5 separate regions of the Mus musculus genome follow, and regions 1, 2, 3 and 5 are each linked to region 4. Evidence: chromatin loops called from intact Hi-C (ENCODE). Cell type or tissue: gastrocnemius. All regions are shown on one strand.

The links. A loop is a pair of places that touch in the nucleus more often than their neighbours do. Peaks named below come from ENCODE experiments on the same cell type or tissue, not always from the same donor. Only the 100,000 strongest peaks of a DNase experiment are listed, where the experiment ranks them.
Region 1: a loop joins it to region 4, with 2.1 times the contacts of the local background. A loop is called at or near these places in 12 of 42 quality-filtered maps.
Region 2: a loop joins it to region 4, with 2.7 times the contacts of the local background. A loop is called at or near these places in 12 of 42 quality-filtered maps.
Region 3: it touches region 4 in a loop (4-fold over the local background); 12 of 42 quality-filtered maps call a loop at or near these places.
Region 5: it touches region 4 in a loop (4-fold over the local background); 12 of 42 quality-filtered maps call a loop at or near these places.

The regions. Positions count from the first base shown.
Region 1 is chr6:145,745,382-145,750,381 of GRCm38, forward strand. Rassf8 (Ras association (RalGDS/AF-6) domain family (N-terminal) member 8) reads left to right here and starts at 1,406. Exons shown (of 5, transcript NM_027760.3): 1 at 1,406-1,585. Gm15704 (a long non-coding RNA gene) reads right to left here and starts at 2,993. Exons shown (of 4, transcript XR_869590.3): 1 at 1,647-2,993; 2 at 439-653; 3 at 68-256. In gastrocnemius, CTCF peaks have their summits at 1,407 and 3,072 (motif pointing right); DNase peaks (open chromatin) are centred at 1,125, 1,907, 2,394, 2,654 and 1 more place; H3K4me3 peaks cover 2,957 bases; H3K27ac peaks cover 3,473 bases.
Region 2 is chr6:145,449,007-145,454,006 of GRCm38, forward strand. It overlaps Gm15499 (a long non-coding RNA gene), which reads left to right. Exons shown (of 3, transcript XR_378154.3): 2 at 4,497-4,567. Gm38475 (a long non-coding RNA gene) reads right to left here. Exons shown (of 3, transcript XR_378153.2): 3 at 4,339-4,912. It also overlaps a transcript of Lmntd1 not described here. Among named protein-coding and RNA genes, the nearest start is that of Gm15499, 8.6 kb to the left of the region's middle. In gastrocnemius, no CTCF peak of the experiment used is centred here; a DNase peak (open chromatin) is centred at 2,202; H3K27ac peaks cover 692 bases.
Region 3 is chr6:145,414,838-145,419,837 of GRCm38, forward strand. Lmntd1 (lamin tail domain containing 1) reads right to left here. Exons shown (of 10, transcript NM_028742.2): 6 at 4,851-5,000; 7 at 2,563-2,682. Among named protein-coding and RNA genes, the nearest start is that of Lmntd1, 18 kb to the right of the region's middle. In gastrocnemius, a CTCF peak has its summit at 2,318 (motif pointing right); a DNase peak (open chromatin) is centred at 2,340.
Region 4 is chr6:145,790,876-145,795,875 of GRCm38, forward strand. The region is part of intron 1 of Rassf8 (Ras association (RalGDS/AF-6) domain family (N-terminal) member 8); the gene reads left to right. Among named protein-coding and RNA genes, the nearest start is that of Gm15704, 45 kb to the left of the region's middle. In gastrocnemius, CTCF peaks have their summits at 2,606 (motif pointing left) and 4,010; DNase peaks (open chromatin) are centred at 2,567 and 4,014; H3K27ac peaks cover 1,165 bases.
Region 5 is chr6:145,439,706-145,444,705 of GRCm38, forward strand. Gm15499 (a long non-coding RNA gene) reads left to right here and starts at 3,165. Exons shown (of 3, transcript XR_378154.3): 1 at 3,165-3,473. It also overlaps a transcript of Lmntd1 not described here. In gastrocnemius, CTCF peaks have their summits at 2,197 (motif pointing right) and 3,301 (motif pointing left); DNase peaks (open chromatin) are centred at 2,220, 2,938 and 3,273; H3K27ac peaks cover 1,064 bases.

The sequences.
Region 1 (5,000 bases), 45 kb before region 4:
TTTTTAAAGGTGTGTGGGTGCATTTTTTGAATCTGAGCCCAGTTCTTTCTAAACTTTTGTTACTCACCTCTGATTCATTTGCCTTTTTTCCCCTCGTTGTCTGTTGCCTCTATCATGGCCTGCTGCTCAGGGAGGTGGGGGTGCTGTTGCTGAATCACAGCTACTCAGGAAAAGCAATCCAAACTATGCCTTGGAGAATGCTCGACTTAGACTTCTTTCTCTTTTTTGACAGTCCCATTCTGTAGCCCAGGATGCCCTGGAACCAAAGAATGTAGCCCAGGCTGTTCTTGAATTTCTGGCAAAATTCCTGCCTCTCTCTCTCTCTCTCTCTCTCTCTCTCTCTCTCTCTCTCTCTCTGTGTGTGTGTGTGTGTGTAATAATATATGATTCACTCTTTGAGGTCTGATACTGCTTGTTGCTAGGGTAACATATACTGACCTCGAACTTGTGACAATCCTCTTTCCAGTGATCCCAACTCTTTTAAAACCTTTGTTACATTCGATTCATTCACTTCATTTTTTTTTTTTTTTAATCTCTCCTCACTTGCAACGGTCATCACTGGTTGCTGCGGTGGACATCAATTCACAGTTATTCTACAGGAAAAGCCATTCAAACCAGTCCTTGGAAAGGCTGGGCCGTTTCTCCCTTCTTTCCTGTCAGCAGACGCAGAGCGGTCAGCTGCAAGGTCTCACTGGCCTGGCGACCCCAAGCCTGCGAGCGACTGGAGGAAATGTTTAACCTCAGCCAGGCTCCGGCCCACCGGCCTCAGCGCCTCCCACAAAGCCGCACCGCGCTGTCCCGAACCTTGTCTGCAGGCGGGGCCGCCGCTGTAACCCGAGCTGGTGAGGGGTATAACACTGCTCCTCTCTCCAGCGCCGCGACCAGAAAAGGGGCGGAGCCTCTGGCTCTTGGCCCTCCTCCCTGGCCCTCGGCCCGCCCCCCTCTCAGCCCTGCATCCAGCTCTCTCCAGCTCTGCACCCTGCTCTCCCTTGCCCACCTGCAATCACGGCCCTCGGCCCCGCCTCCTCGGCCCTCCGCCCCTCCCTCCCTGGCCCTTGGCTCCGCCTCCTAGGCCTCCGCTCCGCCCTCCCGGGCCGTTCGCCCTGCCTCTTTGGCCCTCCGCCCCTCCCTCCCTGGCCCTTGGCCCCGCCTCCTCGGCCTCCGCCCCACCCGCCCAGGCCCTCCGCCCCGCCTCCTCGGCCCCCCACCACACTTCCCAGACCTCGTCCTCCCTGCCCCGGCGCGGCCTCCCCGGCTGGCTCGCTCTCGCGGCGGCCCTCATCCCGCCCCTGTGCGGGGCTCCGCGGCCCTATCGGTCCCGCCCTCCTTCCTCCGCCCTTCCTCCTCTGCGCCGCTGCGCACCGCCCTCCCTGCCGGGCCAGGCCGGCGTGCGCCCTCCCCGCGCGTCTCTCTGCCGGCTCAGCCCTCCGCGCGCCGCCCTGCGGCCCGGCCTCCTCAGCCCCGGCCCGCCGCTCGCCCTCCGCCGCCGCCGGCCGCGGCCGTCTCAGCCGCCGCCTCAGCCTGGGCGGGCCGGGCCTCCGCCGAGGGCCGTGCACCGGGACTACGAGGACGGGCTGCGAGCGCAGTAAGTACAACTTTCCCGGCCCGCGCCCCCCGCGGCGCCGCTGTCACCCTCGCGCCCTCACCTCGCCTCCCGAAAGTTGGCCCTGCCCGGGGTCGCCTCCTTCCCGGTGTCCTTGGCGAGCGACTTTAGAGGCCACTTTTGTGGGCGAGGGGAATGCGCGGTCGGCCCTCTCCCTCTCCAGATGGAAATCGGATGCTCGCCTGGAGGGAGAGCTTCCCCTCTGGAAAAGGAAAAGTGGCGGTTGGAAGGCTTCTGCATTTTGTCTGAACCGTAGCCGCCCTGCCTCCCCGGTGGCCAGCCCCTCCGGGGAAGCGAGTCGCCCAGAGGCGGCTTGCAAAGTTGGCTGCGTCCTGCACCCTGGAAACTTGCAGAGGGCAATCATAGGAGGCTCAACTTTAAGGGTCGGGGGCTTGGCGTGCGAGGCCGCTGCGGCCCGGTGGTGGGCGGCGGAGACCAGCTAGGGGCTGGGTTGCTCATTTCAGCATCGCCGAGCTGCCCGGGGTTGCGGAACCACTACTTTCCCAGCATCGAACAGCATCAAGGGCTCAAGCCCTTGGATCCTAGGTAGGGTTTAATCGCAGTCAGTTCTGGTCCTAATCTTTGGAGGCACAGAAGGAAATATGCAGGACACGTTTCCTAGCCTACTCCAGCTTGTCAGGTCAGCTCTGCCAACACATCAAAGCCTTGCGTTAAGGAGAAAAAAAAAAAAAATCCCTCCAACCCGCTGACAGCAGGGACGAACACTTAGATACCTAACTGTAGATTGGTGCTCAGCCATTTTTCATGAGACACGTTTTGTCCCAGGGAAGTATATTAAATATGTGGTGATCTCTGCGTTTCTGCCCAGTTTTGGGATGTGTATGTGTGTGTGTGTGTGTGTGTGTATGTGTATGTGTGTGGGGGTGTAGGTAGTTTTTCTTTCTTCTTTAAAAGTCTTTAATCTGTGGTTGCCAGGGGTTGTGATCGTACCTTGGAGGCACAGAAAACCGGCACCTTTCCTGTTTTGTTTTTTAAACCCAAAAACCTGTTCTTTGCTGGAGGCAATCGGGAATGTCAGCCCACTGCAGGGTGGGGGTGGGGGTGGGGTGCTGATAAACCCAGGAATCAGGGCTCCGGACAACTGCGCTAGCAGTTTGGGAAGTGGTTTGTGCTTTATCCTCTAGTGGTCATGTTAATGGTTCTTGTGATCGTATATATTTCCATGGGGAGCTACCCCTAAACCTCAAAAGTACACACGGCCAATACTCCATTTAAGAAGACTGGACACGCTTTGATGATTCTTCTACTGGAGGATCAGATTCAACACAGTGTAATTTGCAGTGTAGGTAATTAAATCTTTTCTAAAAATCCTCCCAATCAGTCACCCCTCCCTTGAAGAGTCTCAAGATGGTACTTTCCGTACCGGGCTCAATTGGCCATAATGGACTGAGATCTTTGCCATCAAGCCCTGTTTCTGGGCTACAGGAGCTTTGGGGGACAGCAGAGAGCCCCTAGAGGGAGCCAAGTCACGGGGCTGACTGTGCAGATAGGAAAGGTTTTCAGTTAGTGTCAGTGTCCTGGAGAGACTCAGTTCCGAAGGTGCCCATGCCATTCCTGGGGTCACACTACCTGAATTCTGCATTTTTTTTTTTTTTAGAGCTGTTTGGAAATTGTAGATTTAGCATCATACAGGGTTGTTGTGTTGCTTTTCTTTGCATTTTTGTCTTTAGAGTTTTAAAGCTTATGACTTTTAAAATCCTAATCCTCCGTGCTCACTTTTATAGCCTTTGTATTTGGTGGCATATGTTAGTGCTTGACCTGAGTGCCTTGCTTTCTGAGAAATGGTTAATTTCTTAAGAAAAGGTTTCCTGTTTCTTATTGGACTTTCTGTTGTTTCATAGAATTTGGGAGTAAAACTATTGTTTACTGCAGGGTATCATTGCTCTTTTTGTTGGAGTTAATTTTGGCAGTCCGGCTTTGTCCATTTATAAAATGTTGAAGTCCCAGAAAAATTTGCAAGTGTTCAAAACTTGGCCAAGTTCATTCTAGGTGGAGGTGGAATAGGGTTGAGGTGTGGATAGGAAACATTAGAAATTATAAATACAGGATTTGAATTAAAGAGCAATGTATCAACTACTGGCTCTTCTTGGCTGTTACTTTGTTTCAGTCCTAAATATCCTAATGTAGAAGTAGTTCCTAGTGTTCTATAGACTTGGGAGGGATGCCTCCTAGCAGCTAGCCAGACTTGTCAGCATCCAGGGAGCCAAGAATGGTCCCCGTTTCTCTAGCTTTGTGATCTAAATTCACTGCCTTTAAGATGGGGATACTACTGTTATCAGGAAAGCTATGATGGACAGGCACCTCAGGCGTGCCTGGCACATCTTCGTCTACAATGGCAGCATCTCCCATTTCTCCGGAACTTTGTCTGTGCCATCCAGACTTGCAAACTCTTCCTTGCCTTTTCCGAACGCATCTATCCAAACAAAGTGTCTTGCTTACTCTGCACTCTCTTCTGTCCATCAGCTCTCAGAAACAGTTGACCACAAAGTACTGGCTATCTTTCCAGCAAAGTAGCTCTCAAACCTGTTTGATTTTCAGGCTCTGCCATGTTGTCCTTTAGTTCAAGCCACTCTGACCTCTCTTAAGTTTGCCGGTCTCCTTTGCCCCTTCCTGCTTGTTTTCTTGACAATAGCCTGAAAAAGAAAGCCATTTCTTCTTCAGGCCTTCAAGATTCCCAAGAATCCTTGGAGTATGGTATAGAATCCTCAGCAGGCCTTCTTGTGCTGTTTCTTGAGGCCCCAGCCCCTCACCCACATCTCCCAGAATACAGGTCAGTTCCCCAGCAGCCTGGCCTCAGGGCCATTTTCCCAGCTCCTGAGTAATTCCTCATCTTTTGAGGACTAGCTCCAGTATGCTTCCTTATGGAAGTCTTCTCTGTCCACTGTTTTCACATCCGTTAGACCCATCTTACTTCTTCCACAATGACAGTCATTCTTAATCTGTCAAAATTTATAATTATACTGTATTTTATTGTTTTCTCCATCCCTTGTGGGCAGTAGTGCCTGCTTTACTCTCCAGGTCCTAGTGTACGTAGCTGTGCTCAGTAGAGAAAGTGGTGTAGTATCCACTTTTCATGTATACCCTCGTTTGAAACTGCATAGAGCAGTCTGTCTTCAAACTCACAGAGATCTGCCTGCTTCTGCCTACTGAGTGCTGGGATTAAAGCACTCAGGCACCGATCGGCACACCCAGGACATTTATGCTCTGTGATATTTGTGTTTTGTGTCAGAAAAGCCAAACTAGCCCTTCTGTGTTCTAATTTTGTGGATGATCTGGAACAGCCTTTAAGTATCAGGTAAAAACAATGCATTTTTGGTCTGTGGAAAACGCATGCTAATGAGACACTTTTAACTAGTGTTGCTCTTGTGATACTCTA
Region 2 (5,000 bases), 340 kb before region 4:
ATTTAAAGCCCAGCTCATGTGCTCAAAGAGTTTGTCAGTATTCAGCTGTGCAGGGGCAGGAGTGTGCATCTGGGCATCGAGTTAGATAAAGAAGCTGAGCTACAAACATGGATGGACGATCTACAACCTAGACACAAGTCCAGGGTTCACACACAGTGAAGTTTACGGTAACATCGTTATCCTTGTGCTCTGGACATGACCTAAGAGCTGATCACAGACTAAAGGATAAAGCCTCCAGTGTGTACTCTAGTCAGAAATCAGCCAACTGCGGTTGCAGACTCCTGGATGGACGAATGTTACCTACAAGCCAAGGAAAATAACCCAGGGATACCAAGAAGGAGGATGCCTCACGGAGAGTTAAAAGTGAAACGTGTACATCAGCGCACGCACACACACACACACACACACACACACACACACCAAGGTTCGTCTACAGTGGGAAAGTGCAAAGAATCCAGGGATCTGATGGCTACAAAGTCCCAGAGGATGGTTGCAGCTGCTGCTCTGCGGGCAACAGGACTGACACATGGAGACATCAATACATTGCTAATGTTTGGTTGTATCTCCTGGGCCGAACAGTAGCTATAATAAAAATTATTCATTCTATTTTAAGGCCACAGATACATCTTCAATTATTTATATATTTCATTTTGCATTTATAAAAAATGTAAATGTAATTTGATGGCTAAGAAGATATGCTAGTAACATATCCTGTCTCAAAAGATAAAACAAAAACTCGGCATGCACGAGGTGGATGGTGACTGAGGAATGACAGCTGAGGTTGTACAGTTGTCCTCTTGCCTCCACCCACATACACCTGCACACACCTGCACACACACCTACACACACACACACACACACACACACACACACACACACCACACAGAACTTCCCAGGAAGAACTGAAGAGACTTTACATCCTTATGATAGGAATAATTCACACACAGTTCCGAGTTTACAGACCAGATTTGAGAGTATGTATATGCAACAGTTGCTTATCCGTTTGCAAACATTCCATAACCTCTTACTCTGGGGTCTCCTGACTGGAAAGTGTCACATACAAGGCTGAGCCTGCAGTAACCACCTCCTGCATGCCAGGGCAAATGGACTTGAAATTAAACCCAAGAGAGCCTCCAAGTCTTCCCATAAAACAAAACTAATGCCTTTGATACAAAGACACCAGTTTATGAGAAGAAAATCAATACTTAATTTTCAGTTTTCTTGTTTCGCTTTTGCTGGAAACCAGTTAACTCTTTTCTTAATGCTCCGTCAGATCTTAACACCTCACTTTATCTGCGTTAGATAAGAAAATGCCAGAAGATTTGATTCTGTCTGCCCACCTCTCTCTGTAGGCAGAAATTTACCTTGTTTAATAAGTTAAGAAAATCAGTATGGTTCCAGAACATGCAAGCTTACTATTGGGAGACTGGGAAGTCTGAGGCGTACAGTCACCCGATTCATCAACTGAGCAGTGCGCAGTGGCTCCTCGGTGGCATCTTTGCCTCTCAGGGTTTCTTTGTCTGCAGAGTAAGGAGCCCTCCTTCTTGCACTGTTCGGTCCAGACCATAACAACCTCCCCTTCTCTGAGGATGACACTGGACACTGATGATCTTGCTAATTCCTCAGGTGCTGAGGAACTCAGGACCTGCCTCTGCCTGCCAACTGCACGTCCTCCGTCCTCCCCTTCCCACCCTCCTACTCTCCCGCTCTCAACCTCAGCCCTTCTGTCCTCCCCGTCCTCACATTCTTGTATGGATGTGTGCTCTTGCTTTCGCTACTCCTTAAGATTTATTTATTTATTTTTATATTTTTAGCTTTCTCCCTCCCCCCTCAGTGTGTGTGCGTGGGTGTGCATGGAGGCCAGGCAAGGGTGTTGGGCCCCTTCAAGCTGAAGTTTGAGGCAGCTTTTAACTGTCAATGGTTAAAGGTCCATTCCTTAAGGCTGGGTCTACTGCCTGGTAGACCCCTGGACTTTTCCAGGGGTCACAGTCACGTGTTTCGGCTCTATGCCTACTGGCTTCACTGAGTGAGATGAGAAGAGGAAAGGGGAGTCAGATGAGAAACCCGAAGGCACAGTTTATTCTTTGGTGCGAGGTGCTCTGTTTGTCCTTTTCAGTATGCAGATATTGAATGACCCTTTAATGAATTTCAGCAGAACACACGCCCATCTTCTCATGCTGAGAAACATCTGGGCTCTTGGCAGAGTTTGCCTGACAGGACTCCGCACCCAGGGAGAGCTCTGTTTTCTGATGAAGAGCAGGAAGAAGGGAGTGGGGGCGGATGCTGGTGCTCTGACTCACCACAGTGAGATGGTTCCCTCGCACATCTTGCCAGAGCTCGGTGATTGCCTTAATATTCTCAATTAGACAACCTTTAATTTTTATGAAGAACTGACTTAATGCCATTTAACTTCACAAAACCAAAACATGTGTCGTTCTTTTAATGTTTAAAATTCTATAAGGAACACCTGTTGGATCTCTCACAAAGAAATATCACAAGCATGCTTGAAAAATGAAGTCTTCCTTTCAGGATCAGGTATTAAAACTTCTTTATGGAACTATTCAGACATTGATGTGCCTAATTCCCTGAACTCATGGTCAATATGGAGGCAAACACACCATTTGTACACTAATAATAACTAACTTTTAAAACCAGGTTAGTAAACGTCTTCTGTTTGTTTGTTATTCGCATGTGTTCTCCGTGTCTGTGCAGGCCAGCAGACAGCCACAGGTGCTTTTCTTCAGCATAGCCTACTGCTTTGTTGAGCCAGGAACACCTGGCTGGGAGCACGCTAAGTTGGCTGGCTTGCTGGTGAGCCTTTCCTCCTTGCTAGGATTGTAAGAGCACTGTGGTGGTTTGAAAATGCTTGGCCCAGGGAGTGGCACTATTAGGAGTTGTGGCCTTGCTGGAGTAGGTATGGGCTTGAAGTATGTCACTGTTTGAGAACCTCCTCCTAGCAACTCACAAGACAGGTCTCCTGGCTGCCTTCTGATCAAGATGCTGAACTTTCAGCTTCTTCTCCAGTGCCATGTCTGTCTGGACACTGCCACACTCCTGCCTTGATGGTAATAGACTGAATCTCCGAATCTGTAAGCCAGCCCCAATTAAATGTTGTCCTTTTAAAGAGTTGCCTTGGTCACACAGTACCCAGCTCTCTGTGTAGGCTCTAGGGAACCTAATTCAGAGCCTCGATCTTGCAAGGCTATACTTTAGCACACAAGCCTTTCCCTGGCTCAGCACATATATTCTGTTCTTTACAGTAGGGAGGTTGTCCTGGGTTATTTTATGTGTCAACCTGACAGAAGCCAATGTCATCTGAGAGGAAGGAACCTCAATTTAGAAAATGCCTCCATAAGTTGGACTCTAGGCAAGCCTGTAGGGCATTCTCTTAATTACTGATTTTGAGGGAGGGCTCAGCCCATTGTGGGTGGGGCCATCCCTGGGCTGGCAGTCCTGAGTTCTATAAAAAAACCGGCTGAGCAAGCCATGGAAAGCAAGCCAGTAAGCAGCACCCCTCCATGGCCTCTGCATCATCTCCTGCTTCCAGGTTCGAGTTCCTTTCCTGACTTCCTTTGATGGTGGACTATGGTATGAAATCATAAGTGGAATAAATTAAACCCTTTCCTCCCCAAGCCGCTTTGGTCATGGTGCTTCCTCACGGCAATGGTGACCCTGACTAGGACAGAGGCTCAGCCACCGTGTTGTGGTGTCAGAGATGAAGAGGGAAAAATGTTCCTCAAAGTTGATGTACAAGGAGGCTGGGGAGGTTGCTCAGTGGGTGAAAAGTGCTCGCTGTGTAAGCATGAAGGCCTGGATTTGGGTCTCCAAGATGACTGGCAGCATTTGCCTGTAACTGCAGTTTGGAGAGGGGCAGGTGGGAAATGTGTGTATGTGTGTGTGTGTGTGTGTGTGTGTGTATGTGTGTGTGTATATATATATATATATATATACATGTATATATAAATCGCAAGTCTAGGAAAGCACAGACAGCTCTAGGAGCTGTGCTGAAGAGCAGAGGTTGAGTCTGCCGCCTCACTACTGGGAAGAGCTACACAGGGAAGCACAAAGAACTGTGTGGTGGAAGACAGCACAGGGGAGTCAGCCTGAGAATGGTCCTGTGAAGCTGTCCCGTGTCACCGGTCCCCTCTGGTAAGAGACCTGCCATAGGAGAGTGCTTGTGCCAACTTTGTGTGGTCATTTTTTCCCCTTAAGTTTGTCCAAATAATGATTCTTGTAGCTTCTACTTTTTTTGTTCAAATTCTGTCTCTCTTGGCCACATGGAATGGAACAAAAGCAGCCATCTTCCTCAGACAGCTACTCAAGCATTGATGTCGTCAGTCCCTTTTCTGTTCTTGGCATGGCTTAAATATCTCTTTCTTTAAGCAATCATTCGCCACATGAGACGGTGATCAGGGTTCCTTCCCTCCATGGAGTCACCAGCTTCTTAACTCTGTATGTCTTCATTCTCACACAGTGACACTCTCTATTTGCCACAGCTTTGAGATGACCTCAGTGTGCCATGGAACAGCCAGTCACCACTGACTCTGGACACGGAAGGACAAGAAGGGTGAGGCCACCTTCATTTGTACTTAGCTTAGTGGGCAACACAGAACCACTAATGGAAGACATCCTTCCAGATGGGGGCAGGTCACGGGCTGAGGGGAGAAACATCCATGAAGGGCAGGGGGTCACACAAAGTGGTCCAGGAAAAAGGGACATGCACAGTGGGTTAACATGCTGGGAGATGAACAAGGGCTCAGAGGGCGCAGAGGCCGACACCACGGCCTTGGCCGCTCATTAGCTGGAGCAGAGGAGGAAGCTTCAGATGTATAAAGTCTACACAGCTCAGTTCCAGGAAGGGGCTGAGTTGGGTTTGGCCATAAGAGGTTTGATGCGACAGCTGGGACTCACACTGAAAGAAAATCGGAAAATCATTCATTCTAACTGGCACAGTTTAGGGGTAGAGGGTCTCAAAGTGATATCTTTATGGGAAGGGGGGA
Region 3 (5,000 bases), 380 kb before region 4:
GTGGCCTGAAGAGGAGGTCATCTACTGTAGTCGGTGTGGCGCTGTTGTCGTCGTCGTCATCGCTGTGTGCATTGAACACTGGTACTCATTTGATGGTGTTATCTGTGAGTTGTTGAGAATACCTAGTGCTTCCTAGCTGTGCTCACCAGTGCCAGCCAGTCTGTGGGCTGCCTTATCTCAAGCCTTTTCCGGAAAGTGCTGCAAGCTTCTGCTACCAATATTTTCCTCCAAGTGTGAGGGGACAAGCAACCTTTGGGTTTGATCCCCTGAAACTGCAGCCTAAGTAAGCCTCTCCTACCTTAGGTTTCCCTGTCCGTGGTTTTGGCCATGGTTGCTGCTGTTTTAGGTCTCTCTGTTGCTGTGATAAACACCGTAACCAAAAACGTCTTGGGGAGGACGGGTTTATTTGCTTACAGGCTCTGATCACAGTCCATCATGGACAGACGGAAGTCAGGACAGGAACCAGCAGCATAAGCTTGGAGGCAGGAACCGAAGTAGAGGCTGAGGGACCCCGCCTACTGACTCGCTCCCTCTGGCTCTTGTCGGCCTGCTCTCTTATTTAACCCAAGCTTACATGACCAGCATCAGCACACCCACAGGGGGCTGGACTCTCCCACACCAATCATTATCAAGGCAGTGACTCCACAGACTTGCCAATCTGATGGCCACATTTTCTCTACTGAAGTCCCCACTTACCAAATGACTCTAGAACCACCCAGGACAAGTGCCAAACAATGCACTGCGTCAAGGGAGGAAGAGAGCCTCTGTGGGACCAAGACTGGCCTGCAGGGTGTGAGGTGTGAAGGGACAGTCAAATGATGGACATGAATACTACTGAGCAGGCATTGATTTTGGTTCATAATTTCATGAGATTTCATGCCATGATGGTGGGCAAACAATGGCAGAGTGGCTCACGGTGACAGGAGATTTGGCCAAGCTCCTCCATAACTGTGATCAGGCCAAGGTGGAGAAGGCACAAAAGGAAGGAACCACCTACAGTTTCCTATCTCCTTCAGAGGTGCCCTCCGCAGGCAGGGAAGGTGGTCTGACATTTCACATTCCAGCCCTCCGTCTTAACCTGGGTTTTGCTGATGGTGTCTCAGGAGACAGGGTAATTCATTTGAATTACATGTCCTTATTTTTCTAGCCAATTTTAAATACAAGTATTATAAAATTCAGTTTAAATCACGAAGACATGGATGGCTGAGTAAAGATGAATCTAGAGAGTTCCCAATCTGAAACCCAGCAAAGGGCAGGAGAGACGATTAAACAGGTAAGGATGCTGTTCTTCCAGACGACTCAGCTTCGGTTCCCAGCACCCACGTGAGTGGCTCACAACAGCCTGCAATTCCAACTCTTGAGATTCTGAACTCCCTTCTTTACTCTGAGGACACACACACACACACACACACACACACACACACACGCTCACACACATGCTATGCTATAAACATTCATACACACACACACTACACTGCATGCATCCTCACACACACATGCTCTCACACATACTACTGCATACATTCACACACATACATACACCCCACACTGCACACACACACTCTCTCATATGCACGCACATATATTCTTTCTCATGCACACACAGGAGGCACACATATGCCCCACACTGCACACATACACACATTCTCTACACACTCAGACACATACACACACACATACACTGCACACACACAACCCCATGCTGTGAACACTCACACACATATGCCACATAATACATACACACACCCTACAACATATACAGAAAATAAAATCTTTTAAAATTTTACTCTAGCCTGTTCAACAGGTAGTTACCGAATATCATTGTATAATGAAGTAAGAAAGAAATTCATACTCTAGTCCACATATTATGGGGGGGGGTGTTAATGGTTTTGTGGCGTAGCAAATTTGTCTAGGGATAAGAATTAAAGAATAAATTATAATTATGCTAGTTTTATACCAACGAAAGCATGAGACTGCCAAGCATGGGGAAAGAATCCCAGAAAATTATTTCTAAAGTATCTCATTTTATTCCGCATAGAAGATAGTTATTTCAAATTAAGAGTATAAGCCCTTCCATTAGCTTGTGCACCCCCCTGGGCGCAGAGATCAAGTCTTTGTGTTGTGTTCCTTGTGCATAGTTCAGCCTAGAGCATAGGCAAAGGCAAGACTCCCAAGAAACATTGTTGGGATGAATAGCTGAGCAGAGAAGGCCATGTGCAGTACCTTCCTTATCTCACACTTCCAGTCAGGATCGCAAATAAAGCCCACCCCTGACTCTGAATCTGCTGCAGCCTTCGGAAGCTCAGGGTGCCATAACTCCAAATGGCCAGAAGGGGGCACACTGGGGAGGGATAGGAGACAGCTGTTGATCAGAAACTCGGGACACCCTGACTGCTGCTGGGCACACACTGGGAGAGAGGGGTGTTGGTCTGCCTGAGGCACTAGCTGGGGGCATTTGGGGGTGACTCTAGATGTGCTGTGCAGAATGTGAGCAGGACCAAGGGCCGAAGGGAACAGTGGCCGGCTACTCCAGCATCGAGTGTTGAAAACTCTGACACTCACCTCACCATTGGGCTTGCACAAGATGGTCGTGCAGTCCGGACTGGATCGGAACTTGCTCTGTTCCTCCCAAACAAAGTCCGTTGGTGGCTGTGGCTTTGCTTCCGAAGCTGCTGCCCACACCTTAGAGAAAGCAGTTTGTTGCTGACAAGTGCTACTGCGGTTCCACCCAGAGCCACATCCGACGGTGCTATTGTTATTAATCTTTCTGAACAGATAGGGTTTTCGTTGTCATTAAAGGTGGGAAGGCTCTCCCTGCATTTGCCTGGTCTTGGCTAGAATTCCTACGTTCACATCATTTCTGTGCCTCAGCTTTAGCCTCCTGAGGACCTGGGACTATATAGGCATCTGAGCTTCTAGGTTGTTTTAAAATATAATGTAATGCTAAACAGTGACCGAACACGGTTTAAACAACCACCCAGCCCTGGCTTGTGGTCCGCAAGCGGATCCAGGATAGATATAAATGCACACTGTAGGCTTATTCAAAACACTAGGTCGTACCTTTGAGGTTTTTTGTTTTGCTTTGCTTGTTTTTGTAGCTTGATTTTGTGGTTTTCTAAAGTAATTTTGTAGAGATCTTATCTCAGTGTCATGTAAAACAAGCACACACATACTCTTGCAGCACATGGCTACAGACCAGACATCAAGGTTCAGAGGGTCACAGATGGGGGGTGTCAGGGAGAACCCCCTTAGTGCCTGCTCTCTGAGATGACCAGCTCTTTACTTCTCTTTTAAGAATCCATTTTCAGACTTAGGATTTTCACTTTGAAGGACAAGCCAGAATATGATTGCTTACTACACGGAAGAAAGCTGTGGAGAGCAAAGTACAGGCATCCATCCACGACACTACAAACCACAAAATCACATTTAGTACAAAGATCAAGTATCCACGAGGCCACTTGTGCCAAGCCACAGGCTGACAGTAGAGGCAGCATTCCCTATAGGAACCCAGCTCTGACATTATTACTGGCTCCCAGTGTTCCCAGCTCCCAGTGTTCCCAGCTCTCAGTGCTCCCAGTTCACAATGCTCTCATCTGTGCTCCCAGCACATAGTGCTCCTCTCTCAGTGTCCCCAGCTCCCAGTGTTCCCAGCTCCCAGTGCTCCCAGCTCCCCGTGATCCCAGCTCTCAGTGCTTCCAGCTCCCAGTGCTCCCAGCTCTTAGTGCTCCCAGCTCTCAGTGTTCCCAGCTCACTGTTCCCAGTTCCCAGCGTTCACGGCTCCCAGTGTTCCCGGCTCCCAGTGTTCCTGGCTCCCAGTGCTCCCAGCTCCCAGTGCTCCCAGCTCCCAGTGCTCCCAGCTCCTGCTACCCCCAGCTCACCATGTTCCCTCACGGTATTCCCTGCTTGTGATGTTTTTCTGTTCAAGGCAGCCCTGTGGTCCTGGCTTAAAGTTTCCCTAGCTCCTGACACTCCTGGCTGATAGTGTTCCCAATGCATTAATAAATTCCAGCTCTCAGTGTTCTCTACTCATGTTGCAGTCACAGATTATTTGTTCCCCAACTCACACCAATCCCAGATCATGGTACTTCCAATCCACCACATTTCCAGCTCCTGGGAGTCCCAGCTCATGATATCTCGAAAGCACAGTATCCCTAACTCACCATACTGTCAGCTCAGGCTATTCCAACCCACCATAGCACTGGCTCCGGCCATTCCCGCTTCACGATGGTCTTAGCTTCTGTTGGTGCCATCTCATGGTATTTGCAGCTTGCTGTATTTGACCAGCTCATAGCACTCTCAGCTCCTGGGGTTCTCAGCTTGCTATATTCTTACCTCATTGTATTTCTAGCCCATGGTATCACTAGCCAACCACATCCGCAGCTCACAGGATTCCCAATTCACCATGTTCTCAAATCATGGTCAAATCTTGGTGTTCCCAGTTCATGTGTACCCAACTTACTGTATTTTTAGCTCACAGTATTCATCACTCAGACCCTGGTATTCCTAGCTCACAGTTTTCCCAGATCATGAGATTCCTGACTCAATTCATTCTCAGCTCCTGGTATTCCTACATCAGGGTATTTCCAATTCAGTGTATCTTCAACACATGGTCAAGATGTTCTCAGCCCCTGGTATTTCCAGCCCCTAGTATTCTAGATCCCTGGTATTCCAGCCCCCCAGTATTCCCAGTCTATATTACTTACAGCTCACAGCATCCCCAGGTCACTGTATGTCATTACGATACCCCTAACTCACACTAGTCACACATCATTGTGTCCTTGCCCACTGTGTTCCCAGCTCGCAGTGTTTCCCGTGCACAGTCCACCCAGCTGGTGGTTTCAGATACTTACTGTCACCGTGGAGTTGGCCTGCAGTGTGATGTTGTCGGGGAACTGGTACAAGGAGACTGCGTGTCCATTCACGTTTTGCTGAAGAATGTGGTTTCCAATCTCTACTTCCTTTTCATTGGAGGAGTTGACAAGCCTCACAAAGAGGCCCTT
Region 4 (5,000 bases):
AGCAAGGCAGTGGTGGCCCACACCTTTAATCCCAGCACTTGGGAGGCAGAGGCAGGTGGATTTCTGAGTTCTAGGCCAGCCTGGTCTACAGAGTGAGTTCCAGGACAGCCAGGACTACACAGAGAAACCCTGTCTTGAAAAACAAAAAACAAACAAACAAACAAAAAACAAGAGCAGACACTATGATACAACGATAAACTAATGAAAACCATCATCACCACTGATACCCACATAGAAGTGACTCAGCCACTTTGAAAACCAGTCTGACAGTTCCTCAGTGTGGGAGTGTAAGGCCCTGCGGTGCTCCTGACTGTGTGTCCAAGTGCAGCACACAGTCCCATGTAAAACTGCACAGAGGTGCTCCTGACAGCCACACAGTGCCAGCGTGGAACACTTAGTGGTGAATGGCAACAGGTTTTCTATGTGTCGTAGCACAGATGAACATGGCAAGTGTTGTGCTAAGTCACAGAAGCTGGTCACGGAAAGCACATGCTGCTAGATCCGTTTCCATCCGGATGGCCCTTATGACACAGGAGGCAGTGCAGCACTGTGAGCCATTATTGCTAAGACGGAGATAAATTACAACATAAAGAGGTTGAGCCATGAATCAAGTTGTATGTTTTAAAATGTTTCAGCCCCTGCTTCACCCCACTGCCCCCAAATTCAGCAGGTTATGGCTATTTTCATCTTCGCAAAGCCTCGTCTAGGGCTGTCATGGCAAGTGGCAAGAGGGCACTCATAGGTTTGAGGCTTTGGGGACCAGGGAATGAGGACAGTCCCAAACTGATTGTGGTAATTGTTACACAATCAACTTATGCTGATTAAATGAAATGTTAGTGAACCTGAGGAACAAACTAGATAATGCGGACAATTCACTGCGCTACACTTTAAGCAAGAAAGACTGAAGGGCTGCAGGCCCCCGAGGAGGATCCTGGGACACGAACAAACATCGGTTATGTTTTTAGGATTCACAGCTTAAGCCCACTTAAATGACTAACTTGCCAGTTAGGAGTTCAGACCTTCACAGATAAGAGGCTGCTGCTGAGGGTTCTGACGGCCTTGGAGCAGAGAACTTCCTGGAAATCAGATTTATAAGCCATTAATCATTAGTATAAATCTAACTTTTATCAAGGACCTATTGTACATCAATTAAGGTTTATCAGCCACATCCCTATCAGCGACCACATCCCTAGTAGTGGAAGCCACCAGAAGGAAGGACAGAGGCAAGTAGACCTGGCGATTCTGTAGACATGCTTAACCCTTGAGGGAGCATCCTCAAGTGGAGGCTGGGGAGGACCAGACAGATGGGAGAAGGCATAGGAGGAGGGATGAGCAGTCAGGACAGGAGAGCACAGAGGAGAGGCCAGAACATTGATGCTGTGGGGTCATCCCAAGAGGAAGATACTTCAGGAAACGTGAGGGAAGGGCACACAGGAGGCACAGCCTGCAGCACACAGTTCTTGGTGACACTGTCAGCTGTGTTATCTGAGGAGAGATGGAGATAAATTATGAGGCAGAACTGTCAATGGGAATTGTGTGTTTAAAGTGTTCGTGCTGCACTCTGCTCCATTCCCCAAGTCAGCAATGATTTTATTTCCTCAAAGCCTCTCCTACTTTCTGGATGTTTTCAGTGAACATACTTTACTTTTGCAGTAGAGGAAGTTGTTTTAGGAATCCAAGGTTACACTGATGTGCAATACCCTTGTCAATGTCCCGGATACAATACTCCAAACAGGGCTTCATGAAGAAACGGCTCGCTCTCTATCACACTCCTTCTTTATGTTTTTGTGGTGAAACAAGGAACTGTTGTCAGGGTTAAACCCCTTGCTAACCAAGGCGTCTTTCCTGAATTGTTCCTTGTCATCGAGAAGCACTGTAGATCGTCCTTGAGCTTCCTGCTTGCAGCCAGATCTAGGCCTCCCCTGAAACAGTGCAGTAGACTTGTCTCACCCTTCGTAAGATGGGTGGGATATTTGGCTGAAGGCGCAGTGATAGACTAAGCTGGCTTTTGTTTTGCTTTGGTTTGGTTTTGAGATGGGGTTTAGCTATTCAACTCAGGCTGCTTTCAGAAATGTGAATTGTCTCAGCTTACATCCCACACTCCTGTGCTCTGAATCACACCACCAGTGCCCACCAGTGCCCACCAGTGCCCACCAGTGCCCACCAGTGCAGGCTCTTCCTTCTATTTGGTTTCATATATGTGGAGCCCTGAAGCAGCCCTGGCTACTTTACACTTCTATGAAGCAATATTAAACATCACTGCAGTCTTTAGCTGAGGAATGCCTGGGAGTGGCCATATTTATACAGTAAGAACTCTGGATAGCCCTTCCAACTCTGCCTTACATCTTACTAGCTTGGCAGCTATTCCACAGATCTCTATTGCCAGGAAAGTATTCCACAGCCTCTCCTCTGCCCTCAGTGATGGACTTAAGTCTGTTAGTCTCTGGTGCTGGTTCCTGTCTTCTGCTCTCTGCTGCCTGCGGTAAGGGGTGGGGAGATCTACCCTCACATCTTTCATTCCTCTAACCAGCGGCTGGGAGAGCCTTGCCAGTGTTGTCTTGCATCTTTCTAATAGGGAAGAGTGACCTCTGGTGGCTAAAACCATAAGCCCCAAAGTAACAAAAAAGCTCAGGTCACCTCTGCTTAATGTCCCCTCACTTCAGACTGTGTCAGGCACACATTCCACATCCGTGAATGTCTCTGGCTACATGTTTACCGGCTGTATCTCTTGTTACTACCACACATGCCCTGCATGCATAGTCAGCCTTAACTCCAGACCCCAGGTAGTATTCAGCTGGCACTCCTGTTTAGTGATAAATCCTTAAACCTCAATAACTTAACATGTTTGTTGGTTTGTTTGTTTTACCTGTTGACTAGAGAGCTACACTGTCTGATTCATACTCTAGCTGCAGCCTGTCTGCCCCAGCTGTCTGGCAGGTACCGGGCGGCATCCTCAGCTTGGTTGGTGTGCCATTAATGCAGCCTGGTTGTCTGGCAGTTGTGGGCTCACATCAGTCTTTCAATGTCTAATTTCTTGTGGCTCACTTTTTAAATGAGCGGTGTTAGTAACTTACAAGGAGGCCCAGACTGCTGAAAACAGAGATGAAAATAAATTCAAGTAGCAACAAAGTAAAGGGCAGCATTGCCTGTGGGTTACAGATTATCCTATAGAATGTGTGAATGGCTCATCCTTTTGTGAGAATGAAGGTCAGTGGTATGGGTGGTTTATACTTAATGTTAAAATCATTCTTAGTTTTTCCCTGTGATTAAAAGATTGTCTTATTCAAAAGATGAGAAAAACATCTTTGATTAAAAGCCATGGGGTCTAAGACATTTCTGTGGAAATATATATCCACATTGTTTCCATTTCACAGTCCTAGAGGGGGACTCAGGGCCCACATGCTTACACTTTATTTCTGTTTTAAGAAAGCTCTAGCAGGGTTCAGGAACTGGCTTTTAAAATTTACCTGTCTAGGTAAGATACAGCATTGGGTGTTTTTCACACACAGATTGTCTGTGCAGACTGCAACTCTCATGGAACAGTACTGACCCCATCGCAAAATTCCAGGCTGTCATTGAGAAACAGAAACTCCCATGGTAGCTGCTTGCAATAGAAAAGCATCATTTGAGTGAGAAATATTTCTTTTAAAAGCTAGTGGTGATTCTGAATTTGAATTTTCTCTAAAATTCAGTTCCAGTAGGTAAGTAGCTCTGGAGTTGAGCCTGGAACAAAACCTCAAGAATGCATTTCCTCCTCATGAAGCATGGGTGGTTATCAGGATCAGCTGTGTATTATAAAATACAACCCATAATACCACAAAAAGGTGGTCATCCCAGATGCCAGGACATACTTACTATGTTACTGGACCATTAGCCACTCCTCTGATACCTAAGACATAGTAACTTCCTAAGTGTGTTTTCAGTATTTTAATAGTGTTTTGTAGAAATACAGTATTTCAGTGCCCTTTTGTAACCTAAAGAGAGAGACTGCAGTTTCCAGTGCCGCCAGAAGGGGCGCCAGTCTTCTGCTACTGGAGTTAGAGGCAGTGTGAGACACAGCGCATGGGTGCTGGGAACCAAAGGATTCTCTGAAGAGCAGCAAGTACCCTTAACCATGGAGCCATGTCTCCAGCTCCTACGAGTGTCTGTATTAAGGTTCAGTGCTACAGAAGTGATCTGTAAGGTGCCAGGATGAGAGAGCGGCAGTGTCAGATACATTGCAGAGGCAACAGCAGCTATAGTTATGTACAGGTAATGCAATTTAGAACCTTGTTGTTGCCAGGAAGGATGGTCAGAGGTGTTGTAAACTAAAAGACAGCCTGCAGGTGCCTACCCAGTGGGAATGAGAGGTCAGATCTGGGAAAACTTCAGTAAGTACAGAGTACTTCACTTCAGCAGCAGCCGCAAGCCTGCGTTCAAAAGGTTTCCGACTTCTTGAAGCATTCTTACTCAGCAATGTCGAGAAACCCTGGGCATGTGCTTTGGGACCTTCACCTGCCTTACGTGCCTTCCTCTATTATGGGCCTCGTGTGTGTAATCACATGCAAGTGGTTTTTAGTGAGACATCTTTCTGTGTTTAATTTAAATACCTTGCTCCTGTGTGAGCAGCCTTGGGAAATTTGTGATGGAGCCTTCTCATGTCATGGGAAAAGAGTGACCAATAGTTTTAGGATACTTGGACATTTTATATGTGGAAACCGTCTAGATGAAGTTTCCACTCCATTGCTTCTTTGCAGTGCCCTTCTTCTGACACAATATCTGGCTCTATCAGTCTCAGCATCCCTTGTGATGGTGTGCTCATTGTCATGTGCTGACTTCTAAAGTCTTTCAGGAAGTTTGATACTGTGTATGTTATCTTTTTCATAAAAGAAAGTAGGAGAAATTTGGGTTATTAATGTACCTGAGGGCTATTAAGTCTGCATCACATACATTTATAGAAGATTGTTGAAAATCATGCAGGAAGGAAGTGTTCATACAAAACAAGCTGCTTGCATTGAGTG
Region 5 (5,000 bases), 350 kb before region 4:
AAGTGGCTTGACACGACTGAGACTGTGATATTACCCTAAATGGAAGAATAAGTGACACCAGAGTGGGGGTTGGATGATACAGGTGTGTAGAGGGCAGGTGAGGGGTGTGCAGAGGGCAGGTGTGAAGGCTGTGCAGAGGGCAGGTGTGAGGGGTGTGCAGAGGGCAGGTGTGAGGGCTGTGCAGAGGGCAGGTGTGAGGGCTGTGCAGAGGGCAGGTGTGAGAGGTGTGCAGAGGGCAGGTGTGAGGGTTGTGCAGAGGGCAGGTGTGAGGGGTGTGCAGAGGGCAGGTGTGAGAGGTGTGCAGAGGGCAGGTGTGAGGGCTGTGCAGAGGGCAGGTGTGATAAAGGTGTGCAGAGGGCAGGTGTGAGGGGTGTGCAGAGGGCAGGTGTGAGAGGTGTGCAGAGGGCAGGTGTGAGGGCTGTGCAGAGGGCAGGTGTGGAGGTGTGCAGAGGGCAGGTGTGATAAAGGTGTCAGAGGGCAGGTGTGAGGGGTGTGCAGAGGGCAGGTGTGGAGGTGTGCAGAGGGCAGTGTGAGGGGTGTGCAGAGGGCAGGTGTGAGGGGTGTGCAGAGGGCAGGTGTGAGGGGTGTGCAGAGGGCAGGTGTGAGGGGTGTGCAGAGGGCAGGTGTGAGGGGTGTGCAGAGGGCAGGTGTGAGGGCTGTGCAGAGGGCAGGTGTGAGGGGTGTGCAGAGGGCAGGTGTGAGGGCTGTGCAGAGGGCAGGTGTGAGGGGTGTGCAGAGGGCAGGTGTGAGGGCTGTGCAGAGGGCAGGTGTGAGGGCTGTGCAGAGGGCAGGTATGGAGATGTGCAGAGGGCAGGTGTCAGGTGTGCAGAGGACAGTGGTGACCATCGGGCAGAGATAGCAGCAGCTCCACATTCCTAAAGGAAGGGACACCGGGAGGTACGAGTGTGGCCAAGTGAGCTGATGGATGACGTGCTCATCCTCTCCAGTCTCCAGGAATCCTGGTCAGGACCAGGCCACCAAGTGAAAATAGAAGTCATGTTGAGTGTGACTTTAGACCCTGATCTTAAGGTACCAAAGGTACCAAATATGCATGTTAGTGCAGAGCTGTGCTAATAAGGGGGCTGTGTAATACTTAACTGCTGCTGCTACAATCTATTTCACTTGCATGTGACTCGGTTTAATGCAGACCCATGTAAGTTTGGGGTTGTATGTCACAGGGTCACAGGGCCTCTCACTGTGTGAAGATCCAATGCCACAGGTTGAGACTAACACTGATTCAGACTCTGACGGCCTGTTTCTTTTTGACAATTGTCCCTCGTTGCCAGTATCCAAGTCTGTGCTGGAGTTAGGTAACTATATGTGCTTCCTGCTATGCAACTACCACATGACCACGGGCTTCATAACTGCAAACTACGTCTCCAGAGAAATGTCAGACGTGCTTTCCTCTTGCTGGTACATAGTCCAGTACATCTAAGTCCATATAAGACAGCCTCAGTCTTTGAACACATCTCGTCACTTATAAAATGTGTGGTCTATAGATTCAGTTGGACAGTAACACTTTAATTCCATTGCTGTAATGTGGGAAGACCTGCTTGGCCTCCTCGTTTTGTTCTTTGAGCAAACATGAAGCTGATGAGGAGGAGCCCTAAGTCCAGACCAGCACTCACACAGGCCTGGTTTTCATTGCAGAACATTTCTCCCTGGGCTGTGGCTTTTCTGTCAAGTGCACAGATTGCATGCAGACACACACAAACTATCAAGTGTGCACACACATGAGTTCGCACGCGCACGCGCGCGCGCACACACACACACACACACACACACACACACACACACACACACACGATATCCAGTGATCTAACTACACAGGCTATGTTCTCTTAGTCATCTTAAGTATTTCCACGTGTCCATTTGACTTCTCCATCTGGGTGTTCTGCATGATGGGCTGTGCCTCAAACCAATTTCATTACCTCACTTTCCAAACATCCCGAGGACGCTGTCTCTGTCTGCTCACTCAGTAGGAACCAACCAGACTTCTCAAGCCAAGAGCTTTGCACTCTGCTTTGAGTCTTTCTTCTCCTCCTTCATGATTTCAACCAGCTATGTGTGTACTCCGAACAGTGCTTTGATTTTTCTCTTTGTGACACTGCCCTTGCAGGCACTTAGTTCTTTCCTCCTGACCCCATAAGCAGCCTCAGAGTCTTTCCCACCCCAGGGCATGTGCCACAATGCAGCCAGCAGAGGGATCCAAAGCGACGGAATCGTTCAAGGACTTCTCTGATGCCCAGAGACTAAAGGAAAACTGCCAGTGTGTCTTCCGTGCTTTCTGACCTGGCTGGAGGGCTTCATCATGACAAGCTGTTACTCTTCAGAGCCCTGTTGTCTAGCCACAGCAGGTTTGCAGGACAGTTCTTTGTCACGTTGACACAAGCTACTGTCAGATTCCTGGATACATTAAGCAACCCTAAAGTGTAAAGATTTCTCAGTCAGAAAAAAATGTTCCAAGTTTGAAATATATCATTCTGGTGCATAAAAATGTAGCAACAAGTTCAAATTTGAAGGCTTGTTCAGAGAGCAGTAAAAATGAATAGAATTATAAAGGGCTAACTGTAGGTTAGGAAAATACTTTTTTTTAAACTTTAAATTCTCTCTCTCTCTCTCTCTCTCTGTGTGTGTGTGTGTGTGTGTGTGTGTGTGTGTGTATGTGTGTGTGTGTGTGTATGTGTGTGTGTGTGTATGTGTGTGTATGTGTGTGTGTGTGTGTGTGTGTGTATGTGTGTGTGTGTGTGTGTGCACACACTCGCCCGCGACTGGGCATGCTTACCCATAAGGGCACCGTGGAAGCCAAATGTCAACACTAGATATCTTCCTCTATCCCTTTCTGCCTTGGATGAGGTCTCTCACTTAGCCTAAACCTTGCCATTTTGGCAAGACAGGTTGGCCAGTGAGCTTCCCTGATCTACCTGTTGCTTGCCTCTAAATTCTGTTGCCCACAGGAGGGAGCTACGGCACCCGGCTTTTATGTTTTCTGTGAATGCTGAAGACCTGGGATGCTTCCATGACTTGTACCTTATCCACTGATTTATTTTATCCCCACACGACATCTTCTGTTGTCTCTGTCTTATCTGTTGCCCTGTAAAATGACAGATGTCAGACAGCAAGGATGAAGTGCTCCCTTATGAAGGAACAGGGAGGCTCTATGGTAACTAGGATGCCTGTGGTCTGAAGATTCCAGGTGAGACCTTGTGTTTCTTCCCCTCTTCCTCCAAGTCAGTGGTGTCTGCTTCGTGTTCCCTGCAGCTCCGTGTTCCCCCTGCTGGCGAGAGTCAACAGGCCGGGTCAACACTACGTGCACGGCTGGCTTCAGAGTCTATTTTATAGTTCGTCGATTCGCTCAGCTGTCGTTTTCACACTTGATCATGAACAGACTCCATGCAAGGGAAATCAACTGAAGATGACTGTCTTTCACAGAACTCAATAAAGAAGCTAGGAGACACGTGGGCTCCGTAACGGTGAGTATTCTTACTGACTACTAGGAAATAGGTGTGAACCAGAGCGAAGCACCTGAACTCAGCTCACTGAGGCGGGTCCTCACTCTGCCTCAGCGCTTTCTCCCCAATACGCCTCAGGGATGGATCTTTCTGACATCAAAAACACAGCAACCCAAATGTGATATTGAAATAATCCCCCATGTCTGTATGCTGCAAGTACATTTGTATGGACAACAACTGTATTTAATGTACTTAATCACATTCAGAGGACCTGTAACCATAGAATTTTAAAGTGAGACTCGGTTTGAAATGCTGACTTTAAAAAGATCCATTTTATTAAGTGTGTGTTCTTGTGTGTGTGTTGTATGTGTGTACATGTGTGTGTCTCCATGTGTGGTATACATGGATATGTGCACACTGAGTGTATGTGCCTGGGGAGTCCAGAGGCAACAAGTGCCACAGACCCCTTAAGCTGGAGTTACTGGCAGTTGTGAGCCACCTGCGGTATATCCTGGGACTCAAACTTAGGACTTCTGTAAGACCAGTGATCACTCTTAACAGCTAAGCAATCTCTCCAGCCTCAAAATGCTAAGTGTACAGTGATATAAAGTAATTCTGCTATATAATTATTAAATGGTATAAGGAAATAATGCCCCCCCCCTTTTTTTTGATACAGGGTTTCTCTGTGCAGCCCTGGCTGTCCTGGAACTTGCACTGTAGACCAGGTTAGCCTCGAACTCACAGAGATCCACTTGCCTCTGCCTCCCAAGTGCTGGGATCAAAGGTATGCACCACCACTGCCCAGCTCAAATAGTTCCTTTTAAAATCTTTAGTTCTTATAAGGACACAGATTTTTATCTTTTTCTTAATTTTCTAGCTTCAGCATTGTTGAGTCCTGTCTCATGTTGACCATACAATGAGCTCAGCATCTTTCTCATTCCTATTGATTCAGTGGCAGTGTTGGGTTCTTACTAACTTGTACCTGGGCTGGCACTCTGACATGTGCTGGAAGATAGAACAGTCCATGGAGGTCCAAGGTGGGTGTGGTGACCCGTGGTGGGTCATGGGGCCACCATGCTGGGCCGTGGGGGTGGGGAGAGTGCACTGACTGCTGACAGGAGACGAGGAGGGGAGCATTCCAGGCCGTATCTGTCCAGGAGGAATCAACCTCCTCTCGGAACGAGGACAAGATTATCGGGGTGTGTCTGAGGAGTGGCAGGCTCTGTCTTCTGTTTAAAGAGGACTCTCTGTCTTTGTACTGAAAATAATCTCAAAGAGCAAGAATCAGGGAGACATTTGCCATTGTACAGGAAGAGATGCTGGCACCACAGGCTGGCAGCCAAGGAGGTGACCAGATGTGGCTGGGCTCTGGCTAGAGTCGGAAAGGAGGCCTGCAGAATGTTGGTAGACTTAAGTGAAGTGGGAGAGAAAGAGACAAGACAAAATGATCCTAGGGATTGACTTCTGAGCAACTGAGGGAAAAGAACTTCAATTACATGCACACATATGGGAGTGCACGCACACATACACATGTACACACATGCATGC